Regions from separate parts of the Homo sapiens genome. Here all the other regions are linked to region 2. Evidence: chromatin loops called from intact Hi-C (ENCODE). Cell type or tissue: psoas muscle. All regions are shown on one strand. Each heading gives the region's core, and the rest is flanking DNA. Links, peaks and the distances in the headings are about the cores only.

Region 1 (8,241 bases), core at 1,109-6,108, 67 kb before region 2:
ATAATATATATATATATGGTCATATAATCTCCTGTTGGTTCTGTTTCTCTGGTGAACCCTGAGTAATACACTATCTGTGAAGCTCCTTTTAGTCTGGGATTTGAGTTAGTTGGTTTTGTTGTTTTATAAACAGTCTAAGAAATACTATTCTCATTGGTTTTTTGCTGTAATTACCCTCTTGCTAGGCATTATCTATGTAATATAATGCCATCCAATCCAATGTTGGAATAAGTATTTGAATCACAAACATACCCCAATGTTGTGTAGGTCAACCCTGTTCTTATAATCTAATCTCATAGCCTTTTACTGCCTTTTAAACCCAAGCTCTTGACCATGTTTTATTTAGTAAAACAAATGGTAAATGTTAACTAGAAGTGTTCACTGCCATCTCCTCACACAAGGCTGTTTGATACCAACAACCGTACTAGTTGCCACCTCCAAATTAGATTCAAATGTCATGCTGAAAATTTCCCGTTGGTATTTTGCTTTTTATACAGTTTGTAAATGGAAAGCTTTAACTCCGAATTGGAAACTTCCTAGTGTAAGCATTTGCATCAATTTTGTATTCTTTCAAACTAGGTACATTTGCCAAAGTCATTACTTTCTTTGATACAAAAATAGTCCAGGATGGCTTCTCTGACTAATGTAAATTAAAAGGGAAGATTAGAAATTCACATGCTCCCTAATTTTAAAAATTCTAATTCTAAATCCTAAATGCCAGTTTTAAAAGAAGTAATTATTAATTATTAATGGCCTAAGGAAACTAATGTTAGTGGATTTCTAACAAGGGAAAAAACCCAAAACCAGACCTAATACTGTACTTCAATATTGAACATCTCATTGATTATCTTCCTCTTCCTTTCTCTTGTCTCATTTGGGGTACCCCAAAGCATGCACTTAAGACAGCTTAGGAGGAGATGTTTTTAATCCACATTTTCTACTAGAGCCTTTTTTGTGGATGAAAAAGAAATTGGAAGCTGCTGAGATGAGACATCTGTGTTCTACAATTTCCTGTTTGCTGCTCTCTTCCTCATTATCACAAATAGCAAAGTTAGCTATGATCTGAGAGTATTTTTCCAATTTAGTTTATATTCATGTTAAGCAACAGCCACATTTGGAGAAAAGCTGACAGCCCTTTTATTTTTTTTTATTAATCTCCAAGGATTTAGGCAAGTTCCTAAAGATAAATCCATTTCCCCCTCTCAGGAAGGGCTTGCCTTGAATTACTCACCAAATCCCAGAAATAGCCCATCGTGATTGCTTCCTAGTGTCACCAGATGTTGGTTTCTGCAGACCTTGCTGGGGACTATCCATCCTAGGCATGACATTTAACACAAGAACCTTTTTGATCCTAAGTCAGTTATACTCAGTAATGGCTGGTTGGAGACAGCTGAGCTCCTGCTAAATACCAGCTCTGGTTAAGGAATAATCCGGGAAGCAGAAAGACTTTGCAACTTCAAAGGAAGGGTTCACATAATTCATTTCACATTACCATTATGTGGTATTACTATGAGTAAAAATGTTCTAAATGTCCCAAAAGTATCCGAGTCACCTGCAGGACCGAAATGGAGGAGAGAGCACAGCACTGCCTGTCCAGATTACTAGACAACTCTGCCCTGAAGCAGCAGGAGTTACCCATCCACCGGCTATATTTCACGGCCAGGAGAGTCCTCTTTGTCTTTTTCGCAACAGGAATATTCTGCCTTTGTATGGGCATCATCCTTATATTGTCTGCAAGGAGCACTCAGGAAATAGAGGTTTGTCCCATCTTACAATTTGAATGCAGTTTCTGAGAATGTTCAGCTTTGGCACCATACGTGAGAATGGTTAGTTTGAGAACACAGGCCCTCAAGAGGGTATGGATAAGACGGGAACATCCCTGTTTCTGCTGGCAAGCACAGATGGTGACAGAGCCTGTGTAGAGTGGCTTTGTTCATCTCTGCTCCCTCTTGAGGGCAGTTACTCTCATGCCAGTGAGCTCAGACATATTTGTGTACAAGGGATTGACAAAGTTAGAAGCTTTTTTTTTTTTTTTTTTTTTTTTTTCCGAGATGGAGTCTTGCTCTGTCACCCAGGCTGCAGTGCAGTGGTGCGACCTTGGCTCACTGCAACCACCGCCTCCTGGGTTCAAGCAATTCTACTGCCTCAGCCTCCCTAGTAGCTGGGATTACAGACGACTGCCACTATACCCGGCTAATTTTTTTGTATTTTTAATAGAGATGAGGTTTCATCATGTTTGCCAGGCTGGTCTTGAACTCCTGGCCTCATGATCTGCCCGCCTTGGCCTCCCAAAGTGCTGGGATTACAGGCGTGAGCCACCATGCCTGGCTGAAGCTTTCTTTTTTTTTTTTTTTTATGCTGGCAGGGAAGAGAGCAAGTGACCAATAGGGGAAGAAGGAGAGTCAAGGCCACATGACTGCCAGAGACCCATGAGTCATATTGATAAAAAGAGTAAAGTGTCCAAGATACAGATCTTCAATATTGCCCCACATTCAAGCATTGTGTCTTTCCCTTTGCAAATGAACTCCCTCTGAGATCCAGGAAAGACAAGAGCCCAAGTCTTTCTGGCATCTTAAGGATATTTAGCAAAGCTAAGTTCTACTCAGAGTGAGAAAAGCTGGTGCTAAGGGCAGACCTCTCAGGCACAAGCCTTTTGCCAACTTAATAAGCTGTTGGAGGATGAGAATCCCTGAAGCTGGTCTAGAGAGGGAAGACAAGAGCTAGTCTAAGGCTTGATTGGCCATGCCCATATTCAGTCTAATTATTAAGTATATGTTTCATCCATATCAACTCCAGGCAGATTTCTGGACATCCCAGACCGCATGAGCTCCACTCTGCAAGAAGTAACCATGGAAAGCTGATCTATTCCCTCTCCCGACATGGCTGCTGGCAAAATTAAGATTAAGGCCAAGTCTACCAACATTGGTTTAAAATTTATGAGTGTCGCCTGGGTGCGGTGGCTCATGCCTGTAATTCCAGCACTTTGGGAGGCTAAGGCAGGCGGATCACCTGAGATCAGGAGTTCAAGACCAGCTGTGGTGAAACCCTGTCTCTACTAAAAATACAAAAATTAGCCGGGCATGGTGGCACATGCCTGTAATTCCAGCTACTCAGGAGGCTGAGGCAGGAGAATCACTTGAACCTGGGAGGCAGAGGTTGCAGTGAACAAAGATTGTGCCACTGCACTCCAGCCTGGGTGACACAGCGAGACTCCATCTCAAAATAAAATAAAATTTATGAGTGTCTGAAGGTGCCTACAGGTTCTGTTGACTATGCAGATGAGTAAGATGAGGAAGAGTGGATTTGTGCCCTCAATGAGCTGAGAACAGAATAGGTAAAATACTACGTGGTAAGAACAGAGAGCTTAGCCAGCTGCCTCACCACCCTCTTCCTTGCACATTGCCCAGTATGTGATAGGCACACACTTATTGAAAGAATGGACTAGGTCAGATAGTGCGGAACCCAAAGAGGAAAATGTCTTTTCAGGCTCTACTCTTCCTCCCAAAGCACACTGCTCTGTTGCCTCTCTACTTAACATTTTTTCCTCCCCACTTCCAGCTCCCACCGCTTATCTCCCTAGGAATTAAATGACAGCAAGACCTCCAGTGTTATATGTAAACTCCCACCAGGCTCCACCATGTGGCACAGGCAAAATGGCAGGAGGAGATGAATCTTGCCTTGCTGAAGGGGATAGCAAAGGAATGGGCTCACAACGTTGATGTCCATTTCCACGGAGTTCATGCAATTTACTTTTCTACTTTCTTCCTCACCAATCCCTTTCGTTCTGGTTCTTCCTTCCATGTCATTCTTACTCCCTCCCTTGCAAACCTGCCCCCCACCCCCCCACTGTGGAGTGCAGCCTTCACTAAGAGGTGCCCATGCATGAGAAGGTGACCTCATTCCATTACCAACTATTGGCCATGGCCCCTCCACAAACAGAATGCTTTTATCTCATGAAATCTATGGGCATTTTCCAACTAACATTGTTTCTTTAGTTGCTTCAGACAGGATTGCTTCTGACACTTCATTTTTATACTCGAAAACCAGTGTTTCATTAACCAGTGTATCACTGGGTGATAATATAGAGTGCACACTCCAGGCCAATGTGATCAGGCACAAACATCATAGAAAAGACTTCTGAGTTAGCCTTTCCTCTTCTCACTCAGCCCTGGGACACAAGGATGTGCTCTCTCTGCAGTTCACTTTAAACAAGAATAATTTCTGCCTCTCCAAAATTCTATGACGAGCAGACTGTGATCTTTGCTCCATCTCATAGCTATTCATGTACAAGTCCACTCAAGTAGCAAACTGAGGATACCATCATTGCATAGACAATAGATAAGGGATATTTTTTAGGCAAGAAAGCACCATAGATATCAACTACTCAAAAATTATTTGATCATGAAATATTTTCTTGAATACTACATTGATAGAACTCACAAGAGGAATTCATGAAGTAGCATGTATACTACAATGACCTCACAGATCAATTAATTGCTGCATGAAATGATGCTGATGGGCGAAATGTGGACTCTAGAGGTTAAGCACTTAACTCAAGGTCAGAGATTGGCTGAACTAGAACCCCAGTTTCCTCAGTCACCATTCAGTATGCTGTCTCTCCATTGGGATACAGCCCTGTTCTTTAATGCTTTTTATAAATTGAAATGTAGTCTACAAACAGAAATGGCATAAATATTTTCAAAATAATAGTTCAAGCCTTGCTGTGTATTTAAAGAATGATTTAGCTACATATAAGCATCTAAGTACAATGAAGTGTAGCATTTTCACTAGTCTTCAATTTAGTGTTCACACTTCACCTTTGGGCTTCAAAACCCTTAGTAGCTTTACAAGGATGCAAATTCCTTCTGTCTTCCTTGCTAGTCTTCTCTCCAAAAGAATCCTAACTTCTACTAGCACCTTACCCAGGGGAAAGCCACTCCATTGCTTCCCTGCTTCTCCGCACTCCCATAATCGTCTAATCACTCCTCAACACAGTGAGGGCAAGCCAGAAGCAGCCCACTGCAGCATCCAGGACAGCCCCAGGGCCCCTGAGATGAACATTCTTGCAGATAAGGCAGCAGTGCAGCCCTGTGCCCACCCGCCTGAGCCTCTCCTCCTTACTCTTCTAGCTGCATCTTCACAGAATGCAGTGCCTCAGCCAGAGCTCACAGGAGCCACCAATTTGGGACATACTACCTTTTTTTTTCCTTTTTTTAAGGAGTCCATTAAACCATTTTTCACAGAATTTTACTTTTAAAAAACAGAATGCAGCAGCATTTTAGAACCAGAATAATTCAACATACGTCAATAATCTTACATTTTGGAAACACTTCTTTTTCTGTTTGTTCATTTTTAATAACTTCCTCTGGATGCCATGTAGAATAATTCACTAGTATAAATATCTTCCATACAATAGAATGGAAAAACAGTGAAGTGACTTCCCCATAAAGTTGATTAGACTCAGGCTGTAAGCCTAGTTCTCATGAGTCATTGACTAATACCTTCCTAGCAACTGACACCTCTTTATGATCGAGGGTAAAGCTTCATCACAACAGGTTATATAAATAGGCAACAGAAACACCAAACTCTGGGCCAGTGGCAAAATGCTGCCAAGTCCCCAGATGAAAGACTGTGGGAAGGCCCACGCCTCCTGAACATCCCCAGAAATACTGGCCCTGCACAGTGGGCTGCCCCATTCGTGTCCTAGACTCCATGCCCCTGACCCAGACAGGCGGAGACTTGGGTGGACTCCAGATTTGAATTTTAAGGTATGTACCCATGTAACCTTTTAATTAATCATTTTTTTCCTTGCCTGACAGATTAATTACACAAGAATATGTGCAAATTGTGCAAAACTGCGAGAAAATGCCTCTAATTTTGACAAGGAATGCACCTGCTCTATTCCCTTTTACCTTTCAGGAAAAATGATGGTAGGTGAAATTCAAGAAACTCGGTTGACTTTACACTGATCTATTCCTATGTAACACTTAGCAGTAAGTTCACAATTTCCATGAAATGCTTTCCAAAACTGAAAATATGAAACATAAAGCAGGATGGTGGTGGTGAATCCGAAAGATTGTTGAGTTCATATCCCCTCCCTCCTTTTTGAGTATTATTCTCCTCCTTTGTTTCTAAGTTGCAAGATTCTTTACCTATCCAACTTTGTAACATAAATCTTATCTACCAAACAGGTTTTACTCTAAATATCAGCACAGGGACTTTGTGTGAATTTACATTGAATTTAACCACTCATTTTATGGTGAGAAAATTAATGGGCTAAGAGGTGAAGTAAGTTGGCTAAGGTCACATAGTAGGTTGGTGTCAGGGGTCACACACTTGGGGAAACCTTCCTTGGGTCTCCCCAAGTCATTCCACATGTGCAATTATGTAATTCCCAAGGAGAGAGTCTGGCTGTCCAGCACTGTGAGAAATGCCAAAGAAATATTGAGAGAAGTCCCCACTCATGGGCTGATTTAAGTCTCATGTTAGTCAAGTCCTCTGAGAAGCAGATGCCCAGACAGGGTGAGACATCGGAGAGATTTACTGGGTGAAGCCTCTGAGGGGAAATGGGGAAGGAGCAGGAGGAGGTTGGGAGAGCTCTGACCCTTAGAAAGCAGAGGGGAGGAGAGAAGGAAGGAAGGAGGGAAGGAGAGAAGTGAGGAATATTTTTCAGGAGATGATGAGTCTGGTTTAGAACCAGCTGAATTTGAGGTGGGAGCAGGGCCTTGAGATAGAATGCTCAGTGGGCGGCTCAAGAGAAGGCCTCCCTGTACCTAGATTTAGCCCATGTAGAGTCATTTATGAAGGGGAAGGATGGGGGACCGGTTCAGTGTGGAGAATGCTGCAGGGGGGAAAAGTGTAGAGTCCAGAAACAGAACAGGACCTTAAAGTACACTTGAGGAGTTGAAGGAAATCAAATTTTTTGTTTGATTAAGTCTTGACTAACAAGTAAGACTGTGGAGGCCATGAAAAGGCTCCTCTCAGATCTACTGCAGGGAGTGTAATTGAGGGATATCCCCGGCTGCTGTGCTCTGAAATCACCATGTGTTTGCACCAATATCATGATTTCACAGCCACCTCAGCCAGTGGCTGAGCACAGTAGGGACATCGAGGTAGGTCCTTTCCTGGGAGTGGGGACTCTTCTGATGGATGTCCTTGGGGACTTCCTGTCAGCCTTGCTGAAACTTTAAGAATGCATTGTAGTCTTGGCTCTTCCTCCCTCACTCTCTTCACCCTCTCTTGCTGCCCTCCTTCCTTCCTTTCTTCTTTCCTCTCTCCTTTCGTCTTGAGGGCTCAGAATGCTAAAGTTTTTGGGAAAAAAACAAAAACAAAAACAAAAAGTGCTTCAATTCCCATCGATCAGTGTCCTTCAAAACTAAAACAGCAAATGAAGTGTTACCAGCTGCTAACCATTCCCTTCAGGCAGAGCCTTCTCATAAAAACCCAACTAAACTACTTAGAGCAATCACAGGGCCTTCAGCTCAGCAGCTACCATGCATGACACATGGGGAACCACAGCAATGAATCCACGCAAGGCTCTGTCTTAAAATAAGCGAAGAAATCCTGCACAAAGTGCCACTGAATTTAAAGAGAAGAAATACCATAAAGTGAATTGTGCCTCCAGGGATCATCAAGATGATCTTGGAGGCCTTGTTCAGCTAAATCTTGCACAAAGAATCACTGAAAGAGACTATTGAAACACCCCAGTCCCTAGTGTGCTGAGCGTTCTTTGTCTGTTTATTTTGTCATATATGTGAACATATAACTCTGATTAAGTAGAATTCTCTTTTTAGCTTCCAAGAAAATGTATGGTAAATTCCATTCTGTGGATTTCATATTTTCTGTAGTCATGGGTCAACAATAGAGGTTCCTGCTTTGGATGAGAAAACGTAATGGGTCCTTCACACTAAGCCTGGCTTGCTTGCCTTCATGCCAACACTCCCTGTTGACTATGATGCTGCCTGCTTCTTCGTCATGCAGCCTTTCTTGCATTCTTCGTCTTCAGCCTTTCTTGCATTCTAAGGCTGGCCACATTTACCATGACTTTCCTTCCCTGTTTACCATGGATACCACCTCCCATTTTCCATGCTCATCTTAAAGAAGATGCTCTTTAAGGTCCTTAGGAAATAAGGTCAAAGCCTTTCCAAAATGCTGTTTTTACACAGGGTAAAAGAATCAATGGACTCAGGGACTTGTAAAGGAATGCTTTTGTACTTCTAGCACTGAATATAGCACCTAACA
Region 2 (8,241 bases), core at 1,505-6,504:
AGCTCTGCCTCCATGGCTCTGCAGGATACAGTTCCAATTTCAGGTCATCTTTTTTGTGAACGCATATGAGTGTACATTTTTATAAAAAGACAGGTTGGGCCGGGCATGGTGGCTCACACCTGTAATCCCAGTACTTTGGAAGGCCCAGGCAGGAAGATCACGAGGTCAGGAGTTCAAGACCAGCCTGACCAACATGGTGAAACCCTGTCTCTACAAAAGATACAAAAAATTAGCCTGGCGTGGTAGTGTGTGTCTGTAATCCCGGCTACTCAGAAGGCTGATGCAGGAGAATCACTTGAACCCGGGAGGCAGAGGTTGCTGAGATCGCACCATTGCACTCCAGCCTGGGCAAAAGGGCGAGACTCGGTCTCAAAAAAAAAAAAAAAAAAAGCCAGGTCACCTCTCGAATGCTTTGCTGCTTTGAAGTTTCTTCCTTCAGATACCCTAAATCATCTCTCTCAAGTTCAAAGTTCCACAGAACTCTAAGGAAGGGGCAAAATGCTGCCAGTTTCTTTGCTAAAGCATAGCAAGAGTGACTTTTGCTCTGGCTCCCAATAAGTTCCTCATCTCCATGGGTGACCACCTCAGCCTGGACTTCATTGTTGATATCACCATCAGCATTTTGGTCAAAACCATTCAACAAGTCTCTAGGAAGTTCCAAACTTTCCATCATCTTCCTATCTTCCTAACCCTCTAAACTGTTGCAACCTCTGCCCATTACCCAGTTTCAAAGTCACTTCCACATTTTTAGGTATCTTTATAGCAGTGCCCCTATTCTGCTGGTACCAGTTTTCTGTATTAGTCCATTTTCACACTGAGACTGAGTAATTTATAAAGGAGAGAGGTTGGACTCACAGTTCCACATGGCTGGGGAAGCCTCAGGAAACTTACAATCATGGTGGAAGGTGAAAGGGAAGCAAGGCACATCTTACATGGCAGCAGGAGAGAGAAAGAGAGCAAAGGGGGAAGTGCTACGCTTTTAAACCATCAGATCTCATGAGAACTCACTTACTGTCATGAGAACAGCATGGGGGAAATCCACCCCCATGATCCTGTCACTTCCCACCAGGTCCCTCCCCTGACACGTGGGGATTAAAATTGCACATGAGATTTGTGTGAGGACACAGAGCCAAACCATATCGATTATCTCATTTTATCCTTATAATAATCCAGGTGATACAGATAGTAAGAGCACCCATGCTTCACTTTACCAATGGAAAATCAGAAATCCAGAACACTTCAGTAACCTCACTGTGCTTACACACCTAGTTTGTGTCAAAGCTGCATTAGAACCTTCCTCCAAATCTTTTCTGAGCCCAGAGAGTTATTTACCTGGGGGATATTAAAAGGAATAATGAGTGACAGCAACAAGTGCTAAAAGAAGCCACAGTTGGGTATCTGCCAAGCTTTGTAGAACTGACATGAGATTGAAAAGTAAAAACACTGTAGTAGAGAAAAGCAATCAAGAGAAGGATTATAAATGATAAAAATTATTTGTATTGGCCGGGCATGGTGGCTTATGCCTGTAATCCAAGTATTTTGGGAGGCCAAGGCAGGCAGATCACCTGAGGTCAGGATTTCAAGACCAGCCTGGTCAACATGGTGAAACCCCGTCTCTACAAAAACACAAAAAATTAGCCGAGCATAATGGTGGGTGCTTGTAACCTCCAGCTACTCAGGAGGTTGAAGGAGGAGAATTGCTTGAACCCAGGAGGCAGAGGTTGCAGTGAGCTGAGATCACTCCAGCCTGGGCGACAGAACAAGACTCCGTCTCAAAAAAAAAAAAAAAATTATTTGTATCTTGCTCTCATTTTAAGAGAGTATATGGTTTGTGTATGTTTGTGTATCCTTTTGTGTATGTTTAGGACAATTTTAATAAAGTTAATAAGAATCTTTCAGGTGTTCCTTTGCCACTGGTGGATCAGACCAGAGTTAAGTACTTTCCAAATCCAAGGGAAAAACTACAATTCCTTTTTGAAATCACAATGGCTATTTTACCATAAACAAGGTAATTTACAAATAACTGTTTCTTTGTTGAAACCTGCTGATCACTTATTTTCCTTTTCTTTCCTTCTTCTTTTTTCTTTTGAAATAATAATTCACAAAACAAATTCCTAGTCTTTTTTTTTTTTAAGACACAGTTTTGCTCTTGTCACTCAGGCTGGAGTGCAATGGCACAATCTTGGCTCACTGCAACCTCCGCCTCCTGGGTTCAAGTGATTCTCCTGCCTCAGCCTCCCAAGTAGCCGGGATTACAGGCGCATGCCACCACACCTGGCTCATTTTTGTATTTTTAGTGGAGACGGGGTTTCACCATGTTGGCCAGGCTGGTCTCGAACTCCTGACCTCAGGTGATCCACCCGCCTCAGCCTCCCAAAGTGCTGGGATTACAGGCATGAGCCACTGCGCCCGGCCAAATTCATAGTCTTTAAATAAAACCTGAAAAATATGGAAAGAATAAAGAAGACAATGAACATCACTTAAAATGTCCCTGCTGTATTTTGGCTTTGGATCTTTCTATTCTTTTACCTGTGTATACATATATGTATGTATATTCATTCCCTTATCCTAACCTTAACACCACACCATGCCCCTAGGTCTGAAAGTCGTAATTATAATTCAACCCAGGAAATGTATGCAACTCGAAGGCTCCTATATTGACAGGTAATGAAGGCAGTCTTTATTAAAAGTCCACCTCTTACTCCCAAAATGAATTGGCAATATGAAACTTCTTAAATCTCTTCTTGGATCTTACAGGATTAGGCCCCAAATTTAGTTCTTCCATGTTTATTTTTGTTAATAAATCCTTAGGAGCAACTCCTGTGGCCCTTGCTTGAAGGAAAAGCACCTGACATGTGAATTGGATGACTTTTGACAACGGAAGACAGGGCCATCCTTGAGTATTGGATCATGGAGGCTCCCAATTCCCCTACCTGTGAGTTGAATTCGGAAGCCACATTGAGCAGAACTGAATTTCTGAAATGAATCTGAGTGAGAATAAACCTCCCTAGCAATGTCAGACACCAGGACAAACCAGGTTTGGGGAGCAAGTCTTTAAACAAGAACCATATCTGACTGACTCTATCCAGTGGGGACACATCCCAGGGCAGAATCCCATTTGCTTGAAGTCCAGTATTGGGATAGTGAATCTTTCTCCTCTTAAAAGTTACTGATGCAGTGGCATATGGCTGGCAGACTTCAGTACTTGCTAAAAGAATACCTCATGTGTTTATGTCACACAAACCAGTATGTCTGGACAATGTTACAAATGTAGCTAAGCCACAGAAATAGTTTTCTATACAATATTTTAAAATTTGAGATGGTAAAAGGATAGGAATATAAAACCAGAAGTACATAATACTTGAAAGCAGCTGGTAAAATACAACAGGTGTCCGCAGATTCAAAAGCTATTCTTGGTAAAAAGACTCCTAAACAGTCTTCCTAAAATTGCATTATTTTCTAAGCTGCCCCTGACAGATCCCAGGGTCGTTTAAGGGACATAAGGAGCTTGGCAGCCAACTTGCTCCAATGGCTCCCCACTGGAGTTACATGAGTGCCACCTAGTGACACTTGTTAAAGCTGAAGGGGGCCCGGATAGACCATCTAGCTCAATTTACCTCATCTGAGGAAACTGAGGCCCCGATATCAGAGATAACTTAAACAGGGCCACACATCTACCTGGCTAGTGGCTGAGCTAAGGCTAGGAATCAGGCGTCTTGCTTCATGGTTCCCTCAACTGGAGATAATCTCTGGAGTTTGGGAGTCGGGAGTCCTGCCTACTGCACTGTGCCAGAAAATAAAGCCTAAACCTTTCAGGGCCTCAGGTTACCCAGGCATTAAACTCATAAAATAGTATTTGTTTCAAGTCTTTGAGACACATGAGTGTCAGAGAACAGAACCTAAAAGTTGGTAAAAGTGCCCATAGGCATTTAGTCTGCTTTCCTCCACCGTGAGTGACTGCCCCTGAAACAGGTGTACAAGTAATCACATTATTTCCTACAACCAAGGTCCAAAGTCATCAACCTTAATTCAGGGGCAATGCATCAGTTATAGCCTTTTTAGCACCTTCTGCAGGTCTGACACCATCTTAGAGATCAGTTGTAATAAAAGTATCATTGGAACCACTCAAGTTTTGATTTCCAGAAGTCAGATGTTCTGCAGTTCTCCAGTTCGAGTTTCTATTTCAAGATTAGTCTAGGCCAGTGGTCCTCAATGCTGCCTGCACATTAGCACTGCCTAAGAAACTTTTAAAACTCACCTGTGCTTGTGTCTGACCCTAGACCAGCAGAATCAGAATTCCCGGGGGTGACGTTCCCACATCGTTTTATGTGTGTATGTTTTTAAGTTCCTTGGATTATTCCAATGCTAAGAGGATTGAAAAACATAGTGCTGGGCTGAGCTTGTGCTAAGAAAGAGAAAGAAGAGATAAATGTAGGAAAGGTGGGAGGTAGATAAGACCATTCCCTCTAAATCCTGGAACAGAACTTGGTCTGTACTCAAGTGCTCAATAAATGATTGCTGAAACTTGTCCAATGTGAGGTGGTATGATGAGAATGAAGGAGTTCACAATCTATTCATGATTTTAGGATTCTTTATAGCCTCACATAAGAAACATTTACAAAGAACCACAAGTAAACTTAAAAGTAGGAGAAGCCGGTAGACATGTCCATGTAGATCAAGAAGAAATGTTTTAAAACCTGAACACTATTCAAGTCTACATTACTCTCTGCTTTCCTTCTCCTTTCCCATTTTTAACTTCTTGATTCCTCCATTCAACTCACATATTATGTATCTACAGACACATATGATAAAGGGACCGGCTATATTCCAAAAGGCTTTGCTGTCATTCTCTGAGGAAGAGACAACTGAGCTGAGCACTGAAGTAAGAGTAGGAGGTAACTAGATGCTATGTGTACATATGTTGGGGCCCAAAGGTGTGCAGGGCTGGGTGATCTTTCAAGACAGAAGAGACAGCAAAGGCCACATGTTGGGAAAGAGTATGGCTTATTCAAAGAACACAGAGGAGACCAGTATAAGGGAAAGAAGAACATGGTGTGGAAAGGGACTGGAATGTCCAGGAGGGCCTTGTCCATTTGCTTTCATATACATACATACCATGTACCACCATACCATGTACATACCAAATAGGCTGAAGACAAATGGGCTTTCTCTCTGCTGACAGATTATCACAGAATGCTTTGAAAATATTAATACTTTTTAAAATAATAAATGCTTTGAAAATATTAATACTTTTTAAAATAATAATGTTTTTTATGGCAACATTATTGTTATAGTAATAATGGGTTGGAAATGGAGATACAGGAGTTACCAGATTATAAGTGAGAATTAACAACAGAGAATTTATTATTGTCCAGAAAAAAAGTGTGAGCAAAATTATAGAGAATAAATTATTTATCCAAACTTTTGGATGCTTTTGTATCTGTAGTCACTTTTATGTTCATGATATCCTAAGAATTCTTTTTGTTTACTTTTGTATTTTCCTTATGTAAATTTGAGATGTGAAAATGACAATGACAAGCTGTACAATTTAGCTTGGGTATTAGAGAAATCAGCTTGTAAATAACATATCCAGATAAATTGTAATATATACCTATATTTTTAACACAAATTGTCAAAAGCGTATATCATATAATTCCATCCAATTACCTTAGATGATTCCTTGCTAACTATTTTATTTGGCAACACATATATATACCAAAAAGGAAGGGTGAATACAAGTGTATAAGGCAAATGGAGATAAATTATACATCAAGAATAGCACTGCCATTGTCTGAAGGATACTATTTTCAGATTGTGTCTGTATGTGTGTGCGTGTCCTTAGAGCCGTTAGTTCATGAAACAGCAGGAAGTTCAGTTTTAAAAACTAAGGCTAGTTCCAGCTAACATATTGTTTACTATCCCTATTTCCAACCAGGAATTACTCAACCCCAATAAAAGCCTTTTGCCTGGAACATTTGGGAACAAAATTGGAATGAGCAAAGGGTTAAACAGACTCCCACATTAAAGCACAAACATCTCAAACCTAAGAATGGGTCAATCCCTATCCAAATGTTTATTTTGGGTCCATCTATAAAACCTATTTAGAGTCAACTTCAATTAGAGAAGATGACTACTAGAAGGATAATGCAGAAACAGAGTTTCCAGCTTTTTTTTTTTTTATCAGTTTGCTCAACATTTTAAAATGAATTAAAAGCAGATGTTGAAATTGCTGCCAACTGTTCACTTGTCATCTGTGAATGGGAATTAACTGGGTTTTGTTCATCATTCAATCAAATGTTAAGCTTCAGTAGTTTAAAGAGCCTGGGAATGCAGGTCCTGATGGGATTTTAAAACGACAAACAACTGAAGTAATTTTGATAAGTGTGAAACCATTTGTCCTTGTAAGATAAAAAGGGAAATTCTTGGGAAAGTTTAGAATTCTGAAACTCTCACACAATAGCTGCAGAAACAAAAATCAATATTTTGTTATTTAACAAGAACTCTTAAGCACTATCTATATGTTCTGCCCTGCATTTGGTGCACTGGAGGCTACAGGGGAACTTAAAAATAGTTGTCATTCTCAGAGTTAAAGAATATAAGATGCTGTAGTGCCCAGATGAGAGTGCCTGTTGATGGTCCTAAACTAGGTCAGAGGCGACAGAATGTAAGAAGGGCTGAGATGATATGAGCAGGAATCTCAGGGGAAAGTTTCACTGAACAATGAAGAATGTGTAGGATTTAATATTACTTCATGTGGCAGCCAGCCTCTGAGATGGCCCCCAGTGATTCTTGTCTTTGGGTATTCAAGTCTTTGTTGTGGTTCCTTCCCACATTGAATAAGGCTTACCAATAAGATATTGCAGAATTTACGACTTCTGAGGGTAGGTAATAAAAAAAATGTTGTAGCTTCAATCTTGGTCTCTGTTGAACTCTTACTCTGCGGGAAGCCAGCCACTATGTCAAGAGGATGTTCAAGCAGCCCATGGAGAGGCTCATTTGGGGAGTATCTGAGGCCTCCTGCTAACAGTCAACACCAACTCATCAGGCATGTGAGTGAGCCACCACGGAACTGGATCCTCCAGCCCCACTGAAGCCTTTAGATGACTGCATGACTGCAACCCTGGCCAACATCTTGCCTCTGACCTCAAGAGACCCTAAGCCAGAACATCTAGCTAAGCTGCTTCTAGATTCCTGATGCACAGAAATTATGAGTTAAGTGTTTATTGCTTTAAGACATTGAGTTTTGGGGTAATTTGTTGTGCAGCAGTAGATTAAAACATCTTACTAGGTCTTTGTCTTTATCTAAGAATGCACGAAAGTCAAGAAAAGGCTGCACGAATATGGAATAAATGATCAAGAGCTATGTTATTTCTCCATCTCTTTTTAACAAATGCTAAAATAATATTACAATGAAAACTGAATTAAATTCTACTCACATAACAACTATGACTATGCAGATGAGTTCATAATCCTTACCTGTCCCTGAACCCAACCAGCCATTTCTATATAGGTGAATAGCTTAATCCATTACAAAAGTACTACAAAAAATTCCCTAGTTCATTTTACAAATATTTATGGAGATTCTACTATGTGTCATAGGCATGGTACAAATTAAGTACATGTAATACAGTATAAATTACATAATTATATGGCTCAGAACACCAAATAATAAATGAAAAATCTTTTTATGTTCTCTATAATTTAATTTAAAACTAAGACATTTTAATTTTCTTGTTATAAGAAATACGCTTTGATTTTATCCAAGGATAATATGAAATAATACACCTTCCCATTTGGATGTGGGAACTACAATTAGATGCACAAATGCAAGCAGGGGACGCACTCCAAGATTTCATAATGAAATCTTCTCTAGTTCTTGAAAAGCATTTTTGTTTTGTTTTAAGCAGAGGTCCATTATTAGAATTTAACAAATTCTACTTGAGGGAGTGAGGCCCTGTCTCAGAAAAATAAAAATAAAATAATAATAAAGAAAAATGGTTTGGCCAACATGGCAAAACCCCGTCTCTACTAAAAATACAAAAATCAGCCGGCCGTGGTGGCACACGCCTGTGGTCCTGGCTACTTGGGAGGCTGAGACGGGAGAATCACTTGAACTTAGGAAGCAGAGGTTGCAGTGAACTGAGATCATGCCACTGTACTCCAGCCTGGGTGAGAGTGAGATTCTGTCTCAAAAAAAAAAAAAAAAAAAAAAAATCCGCTAGAAGACACTATCGCTAAACA
Region 3 (8,241 bases), core at 1,385-6,384, 140 kb before region 2:
TTACAATAATAGGAGTCAATTCAGAGCTTTACAGCCCAGTTCGCCATATTCTACTTCATCATTCCACCCAAAAAGAAGAAGAAAAAGGCAGTAGCTTATATCTCTTTTAGCAACTAAACTGAATTTTCAAGGGCCAGAAGGAAGAACTCTAGGGTAAGGACCTAGAAGGGCAATGGAGGCAGAAAGAGGATGGTAGGGGGAGGAGTGAAACTTTCCTCTACCTGCATGTTTTCCTGTTTGCTAATACCACTTTCAAACAATAGGTCAGGGCTATGAGTACTCATGTTGAAAATGCAGAATTTTTCTAGAACTTTATTTAAGAGATTACTCCATGAGGCTGTGCGTTAGAGAAAACATTAGCTGGGCTAGTCCCTTAAATATCTAAAACTTAGTTTATCTATCTGCTGAACAGGGAATGGTAATACCTGCCTTTCCTACTACATAGGGTCAAGTGCGTAATTGATATGCGAGTTTTATACACAATATAAAACACCTTGTAGGTATAAATGACATTGTTAATGCCATTATGAAAAGTCTCCTCAACCAAGATGAGAAGCACAGTAGGGCTGCTCTTTCAGTGTAGGCTCCAGTGATTGACCATCAGATTAAACAGAAAATCTTGAACTACTGTCAGATTTGAACCCTAGACTTCTAAGAGGCTATAATACAAATTTTCTTCTGTCTTAGACTTCCTGTCTGACCCAATTCTGAAGAACCAGATGGTATTAGTATGTAAAGTTTTTGTCTAACATCTATAGCTTGCACCAAAATGTCAACATCCCTCAAAGAAGGCTCAAGTATTTGCACTAAAATGTGTTTTCTAATTCAATTATTTGATGCTGAGATGGTATCTAAAATTGTCTCCATATCTATGTTGAACAACATGCACAATACACAGATTCAAATCACTAGTAATCAGACTCTCTGTGCAGATTCCTACACTCAGGGCATCTGGAGACCATGTTTGCCTCATTCACTGTTATAATCCCAATAACCAGCACGGGGCCTGGCACAGAGTAGGCATTCTAAAATAGTTGATGAATGAATGAACAAATGAGCAAACAAACTAAGCTATTACTATAAAAGTGTTCCCCTAATATAACTAAACAAACTTACTGTGTATTGCTGGTAGGCACTAGTTCTACTCTAAGGAAAATAAAAGCTACTAGCACTTTTTCTTTAAATGTTTTTTAATGTAACATATTAGAAAGGTGAAGCGGGTATTACATTGGTAATGAAAATTTTGCTTTAGGTTAGAACATAGAATAATATGGACTGTAATCAGAAGAAAAGAAGATAGAGCCCATTACATTTAGGTTTTTTGCATCCTTGGACCTGCCTGACTCTCGGCAAGTTGCAATGGCAGTCTCCTACAATAGCACTCTATTAAAGGCACCATCATTTCAATGGCACAATAAAATATCTTCATTTCCAGTGCCAGCGCCACTACCTAAGACCAAGTCTTGACTAAATTTATTACTTAAATTTATTGCTAATTTATTGCTTAAATAAAGCTTAAGCAAAAAAGACAATTACACATGAACTTTAATAGAAGGTAAACTCTAAAAATAAATTGTCACTCTTTAAATAATGAATGCTTTTCTTTGCTGCAGAACTTTTACAGAGTATCTTTGTATTGGTTAGTATAAGAATCCAAACCCCACATTGCTTTGGGAAATTACTGAGAAAATTCTCATCAGAGTAGTAGACCTTAATTACCCAGGTGGAAAGAGCCCATGAATATTATTGCTGCCTTTAGAAGTTTTTATTAACAAACAGCTCTTACAGTATTTATGCTGATTTTTAATTAAGCATAATGAGAGTTTCATAATAGTGTCAACTGATAAATGTAGAGAAATGTTTACTTGGAATATTTGGCTTTGGGAGATAGCAGATTGATAAATCAGAAAATGTCATCACAGGAAAAACAAGTTTAACTGTAGCTAAAGGAACATTGCTGTAATTGCAATGCATTCTCTCTAGTATTAACTACACCATGTTCTCCTTTATGCATATCTAATACACACGTGGAATATGGTAGTGTAGTTAAACAGTGTATGTGTTGCACCTCTTCTATTCCTTCCTGAGATGTGAACAGATAATGAATAAAGAAAGATATGTAATCATTAATTGGTATGGAAAGAAAAAAGAATAACTGAATATGTCACAACCATTTTAACTGAACACATATCTCTCTTCAGTGGAGCGCCTATATACAAAACTGTGCAGCCACCCTAAACATTGAATAATCCTCCCATTGAGGAGTACAGTGAGCAGAATTTTCTGTGATATCATTTGGCAGCAGCCTAGCATCATTTCCCATTTATATCCAGATGTGATGTGCCCATGGATATCCAGTCATCTTCTGTGGGGTGTTACAGAACAAGTTCTTGATAGGTATCTCCCAAGACCTGCCAAAAACCTTATCTCAGAAACCTGCTTCTGTTCTCTGGCTCTCATTCATTAAATCTTAACATCAACAGAAGGTAAACAAACAAAAGAAAAAAGATACAATATAGTTGCCATTTGAAAATGTTAGTTTCTTCCATTAATCTTTCCATGAAAAGAGAATTCCTCCTCTGCAATTTAACCTATTCAGTATAATTCTCCATTTTCAACACATTGTGATGATTTTGACACTGTATATTGATCATTCACATCAGCTTACAAAATCAAGCTATTAAGAAGGAAAGCCATTTATCCAAACATACTTTTTCTTTAATTTTTGACTATCCATCTTACTCTTAACAGGATAACAATTTAAAGTTTCATTTTGGTTTTCTTTCATGTGTATCACTATAGTAAAACTTACCTACTGTCAGGATAGTTCCTCTATTTTGCAAGCAACTCTTAGTCATTTTAGCCTAAAAGTCATCATCTGTCATAAGCTCTTAATCATACTACGTTCCCTTGCATAATATTCACAAGATCCTACTTTTGGAGAGTGGTGTTGGCCGCTCCTAGCTGGTGAATAACACAGAAACATCCCAAAGCCTCTTCTCAGCAAGGATGGGGACACTTAGCTTACCGTGCAGGTACCGTGCAGGTGTTGATCACACCTGGTAATTCCTTCTTCTCATCCCCACCAAAATCCAACAGTGGAATCCAGGACCAACAACAACGTTTTCTTCTTCTCTTTTTGGACACCCTCTCAGTTTTTGTTTTGTAGGCTTGAAAGCCACCGAGAGTTTGCAACCAGGGGCCAGTGATAGCTCTGCAAAGGAGAGGCAGTGGGGAGCCCAACAACAAGTAGGCCCAAACACTAAATATTGCCCTCTTCCCTCTCCGGGCAGTGTCCTTCATGCTCTGAAGACAGGCAGCCTTACCAAAACTCTTACCCCACAGCTTGCCAGTCTCTGTGGAAGAAAGGTTCTAACTGGACTGGGCTGCAGGATGAGGTGACCCAAAAGCCAGGAACCATCTGCGCAGAGCAGACAAGTAGAGGCAGGCACAGGCTCCGTGAGCACGTCTGTGTGTGTGTGTGTGTGTCTGTGTATGTGTGTTTGCATGCCTGTGCCCAGCAGCTGCTCTCCAGATTAGAAGACACCACTCTTTGGCCAGCAACTCTGAAACACCCTCTTAGGTAATTTTAAATTCATGTGCACATCTTGGCTGAGAGTAGAAACTTCCCAAGCACAACCTGGGTCCCATTCTTTGCTGTGTTGCTACCCCAGATATATTGTGAACCACAGACAGCAGTGCTAGCACCTTAGGAACAGATGCCCAGATGGACATTAAATTGCACCTCATTTTGTACCCTGCAGCCATGAGCTGATGTAAGCCTTGTTTGTGATTTAAGTAACAAGGGCATGACCCCTTCTTTGACACCCATAACCCAAGGCACTGTAAACATTCGCTATTATTAACGCTGTGTTGGACTCAAACTTGAATGCCTGCCTGTTCCATTTAGTGTCACAGGAGACACGAGGGCAAAGTGCTGAGGAAACTCTAGAGCAACATCGGAATGCATGGTGGTATGTTTATTATTATTATTTGACATTTTGTTTTATATTATTCAAGTGTTAAGAAAACCTTCATACTTAGGATTGCTAAAATTTGAAGCATCTAATTTTCTTTAAGTAGGATCACTTGTTCAGATTGAGGGGTTGGATAGAAGGGAGGAGTTTGTTCATTTATTCAACAAATATATATTTCAGCATCCATTATGTATCAGATCACTTACCAGACATGCCTACCACCTGCCCAGTGCTCAAGTCATGCATTATCTAATTTAATCCTCACAGCAGCCCTTTAAATTAGTCCTACTCCTGGTGATCTAATGAGAAAACCAAAGATCAGAATAATTTAATAACTTCCTAGGATCTCACAGATGATAGATATAAGACTGAGGATTCAAAATTGAATCTGAGTTACTCCAAAGCCCATGCTCTTTATTTTTAATTTTTAACATCAAAATAATTTCAGACTTATAGAAAAAATACAGGAATAATAAAGAATTTCCATATGCTCTTCACTAAGGTTCTCCAATGTTTAACATTTTACCACTGGTTGTATTCTCCCTCTCTTTCTCTTTCTCTCTCTCTCTCTCTGTCTCTCTCTCTCTCTCTCTCTCTCTCTCTCTCTCTCTCTCTCTCTCTCTCTCTGTCTCTCTCTCTCATCCTCCTTTCCACCCGTGAGTTTATTTTGGTGTGTGTATATTTTTTTCTGAATTAATTTATATACTTTAGTGTGATTATCTTAAAAATGTAAGTATACTCTTCTACATAACCACAGTATAACAATTAAATTCAGTAAATCAACTTTACTTTCTAATCCATAGATCCCATTCAACTTTTCACCAAATGTCTCAATAATATCCTTTATAGAAAAAAAATGGTTTTTTAGTCCACGATTATGTGTTGCATTTAGTTGCCTTGTCTCTACGTTCCTTCAATCTTGAACAGTTCTGTAATCTTCCTTTTTTATATGTGACCTTCACATTTTTGAAGAGTACGTTTTGTAGAATGTTCCTTAGTTTAGATTTGTGTGATGTTTCCTCATTGTGAGATTGAAATTGTGTATTTTTATGGCAGGAATACTACAGAAACAATGCTGTATTCTTCTTAATCATATCAGGAGTCACATAAACGGAGTTAGTCTTGTAACCAAACCCACTTGCTTAAGGTGGTATCTGTTAGATTTACTGTAAAATTATGGTTTTTCCTTTTGCAGTTAATAAATATTTTGTGGGGAGATACTTGGAGACTAGGTAAACATATTGCTCTTAAATAAACTTTCTTAGAGTGAAGAAGAGCATTCCCTTCTCCTCACTTATTTTTGTGTTTATTTATATCAACATGAGCTCATAAATTGCTGTTTTATTGAATGAGTTATAAATCACTAATATCATTATTTATTTTAATGCTCAAATGATCTCAGATGTGGTCCTCATGTTTTTCTGAGTACTTTCTTACCTTCTGGCACAAGAAAATGTTCCATAAGCATCTTGTACTTTCTGTGCCCAACTCTGGAATTAGCCATATCTTCAAGAAGACCTCCATCCATTATGGAAAATGGTATTTAGAAACCAAGATCTGGGGATTGCGTGAGCTCATTGCTTCCAGGCCCTTTCAGGTAATAGGCTAGGAAACACAAACACACACGCGCGCCTATATCTGTTGCTCTGTCTATTTATATTAAAGACTATGAGATCACACTGATAGCTGCATTTCCAATCTAACACCATAGACATAATCTGGCTTTTAACCCTTTCCATATTTGTAACTCCTTTCCCCAACAGTGAGGATAAGGTGGTTTCTGTTATCCTCAGAATACTTATGTATTTGCTCATTGCCCCTGTGGGTAAGGGCCCCTTTGGCCCTTAGTCTTTTTGGCCCCATCATCCCTGATTTCTCAAGGAAAAGGAAAGGAAGTAGTCAAAATTTTTTAAATAAAAAAGAAGGAAATGATGAGAATAAGAGTTTCATGTTCTTTCTATACCATAAAGTATCTGTATCTTCATGGCAAGGTAGGTATTAGAAATCATCATGCAATCTCTGTGAAGGTGTGAAGATGTCATGGAAACAAAAGTTTATAAAGACTGAGGGAAGAGTTCAATTATTTATTCACATAAATAAATAATTGCCATGTGTCAGGCACACTGTGAAAGATAGACGTAGCCCTTGCCCTTGTGAACCTATAATCTAGTGGATTATTTTTATTATAGTTGCTATTTATTATGTCACACTTTGGCAACACTACATTAAGTACATTGAGCACTTTATTTATGTTATTTGATTTTAATTCAGACAGAAACCCTATGGGAGAAATAGTCTTTTTTTCCAACTTTACAAAAAACGGAACTGAGGTTTTGAAAGATTAAGTAATCTTTCCAACATCACTGAGATAATTAGTAAGAGACCGGGATCTGCATTTAGTTTAGTCTGACTTCCGAGGCCTAACTCTAAACACTAGGGCTATATGAGAAAAAAATAAGGTGGAATTATTCATCATGGTGGCATCCAGAAGGAATCATGATTTTTAAAATCTTGAATGCAAACTCTCCTATAGAACTGTGCTATCCAGTACATTAACTACTAACCACGTATGGTTATTAAGAGCATAAAGTGTGGCTAATTCAAATGGAGATATGCTGTAATTATGAAATACACAGCAGATCTCAAAGACATTAGAAAACAACTAATGTAAAATATCTCAGTAATAATGTGTATATTGATTACAGGTTGAAAGATAATACTTTGGATAAATTGGGTAAAACAGATACACTTTTTTTTTTTACCATCACAATAGCCAAAAGGTGGAAACAACCCAAATGTCCATCAATGGATAGATAAACTGCAGTATATATATATATATATATATATATATACATATATATATATATATATATATATACACATACAATGGAGTATTACTCAGGCTTAAAGACGATTGAAATTCTGATACATACTACAATATGGATGAACCATGAAGGCATGCTAAGTGAAATAAATTAGGCACAAAAGGACAGATACTGTTATGATTCCACTTATATAAGGTACCCAGAATTGTCAAATTCATAGAAATAGAAAGTAGAATAGGGTTATCAACAGCTGGTGGGAAGGAATGATGGGGAGAATTGTTTAATGGGTGTAGAATTTCATCTGGGGATGATGGGAAAATTCTGGAAATAGAGAGTAGTGATGGTTGCATACCAGTGTAGTTGTACTTTATTTCACTGAGTTGCACACATGAAAAGGGTTAAAATGGTAATATGTTCTGTGTATTTACTATTATTTTTAAAAATTGGTTTTACTATTTCTAGAAAATTTAACATAACATACACGGCTTATATTATATCTCTATTAGATAGCATTGCTATAGTATTGTATTATTAATACAGAAAATTAGTTATTTAAGAGATTTTGAGATATTAAATGATCCTACATTAGACTTTTCACCTCCTGATCAGTCAGCTTTGAAAGAGTTACAGGACAGCTTTTCACTTACAGTTGTATTAGTGACATAGACTTTTGAAATTAACTTTATGAAACTAGCCATTTGTTGTTTTAATAGTTCATTTTCCAGTTGCAGAGTATCCATGCGGCCTCTGTTCAAGCACTAACATAATTGTCTCAGCCTATGTAGATCCTACAATATAATTATCTTAAAATTCCATCTCCGTTTAAGCTTCCTTGGGTCCATGGAATTGATATTAGTTCATCAGTTAACTTTCAAAAGTTGACCCCTAGGACAGAAACTCTTCCCCTTTCCTGTGGCCTTTCTGTCACAGCATCTACCAAAAATAGGTATCTGTATGGGGAGGAAAGGAGGGAATGTATTGGGCTGACTCTTAGATATCATCCTACAGATAACTGAAAGAATTGTGAGTCCATAAACAGAACACATTCTCTAAAGATGTCTTAGTCCCACCCACTGACAGGTGACCAAGCAACCAAATAAAGAAGGGAAATATCAAGAAAAACATTCCTAATCTTTTGGTGGTCGTGTTGTTGTTTTTTTTGTTTCGTTTTTTGTTGACTCTCTGAGCTTCGGTTTCCTCCTCTGTGAAGGTTTTGCACTGAAAAAGATGTCTTAGTTCTATTTTAGTACTAACATTATGTGAGTCTGTGAATTAATGACTTTAAAATGATTCAGGGAAGCCTAATACTGTGCTTTTTGCTAGATTTTACAATTATTACTGCACATGTCTGCAAGGTGTTGACAGATATATATTGCTAATTCTAGAAAATATGAGGTATAAATTAATTTGTCTATTTATTTTGTTTCTATGAATTATAA

What was found. Hi-C counts contacts between places; a loop is a spot of excess contacts. Peaks named below come from ENCODE experiments on the same cell type or tissue, not always from the same donor. Only the 100,000 strongest peaks of a DNase experiment are listed, where the experiment ranks them.
Region 1: a loop joins it to region 2, with 2.4 times the contacts of the local background. A loop is called at or near these places in 5 of 110 quality-filtered maps.
Region 3: it touches region 2 in a loop (4-fold over the local background); 2 of 110 quality-filtered maps call a loop at or near these places.

Annotation. Positions count from the first base shown.
Region 1 is chr3:100,184,122-100,192,362 of GRCh38, forward strand. It overlaps the pseudogene TMEM30CP. Among named protein-coding and RNA genes, the nearest start is that of TBC1D23, 73 kb to the right of the region's middle. RefSeq lists an enhancer at 2,244-2,538. In psoas muscle, for the core only: no CTCF peak of the experiment used is centred there; no DNase peak of the experiment used is centred there.
Region 2 is chr3:100,250,810-100,259,050 of GRCh38, forward strand. No RefSeq gene overlaps it. Among named protein-coding and RNA genes, the nearest start is that of TBC1D23, 6.1 kb to the right of the region's middle. In psoas muscle, for the core only: a CTCF peak has its summit at 3,572 (motif pointing left); a DNase peak (open chromatin) is centred at 3,532; H3K27ac peaks cover 3,509 bases.
Region 3 is chr3:100,111,025-100,119,265 of GRCh38, forward strand. All of the region lies in intron 1 of CMSS1 (cms1 ribosomal small subunit homolog), which reads left to right. FILIP1L (filamin A interacting protein 1 like) reads right to left here and starts at 3,477. Exons shown (of 6, transcript NM_001387850.1): 1 at 3,029-3,477. In psoas muscle, for the core only: no CTCF peak of the experiment used is centred there; a DNase peak (open chromatin) is centred at 3,497; H3K4me3 peaks cover 3,669 bases; H3K27ac peaks cover 5,000 bases.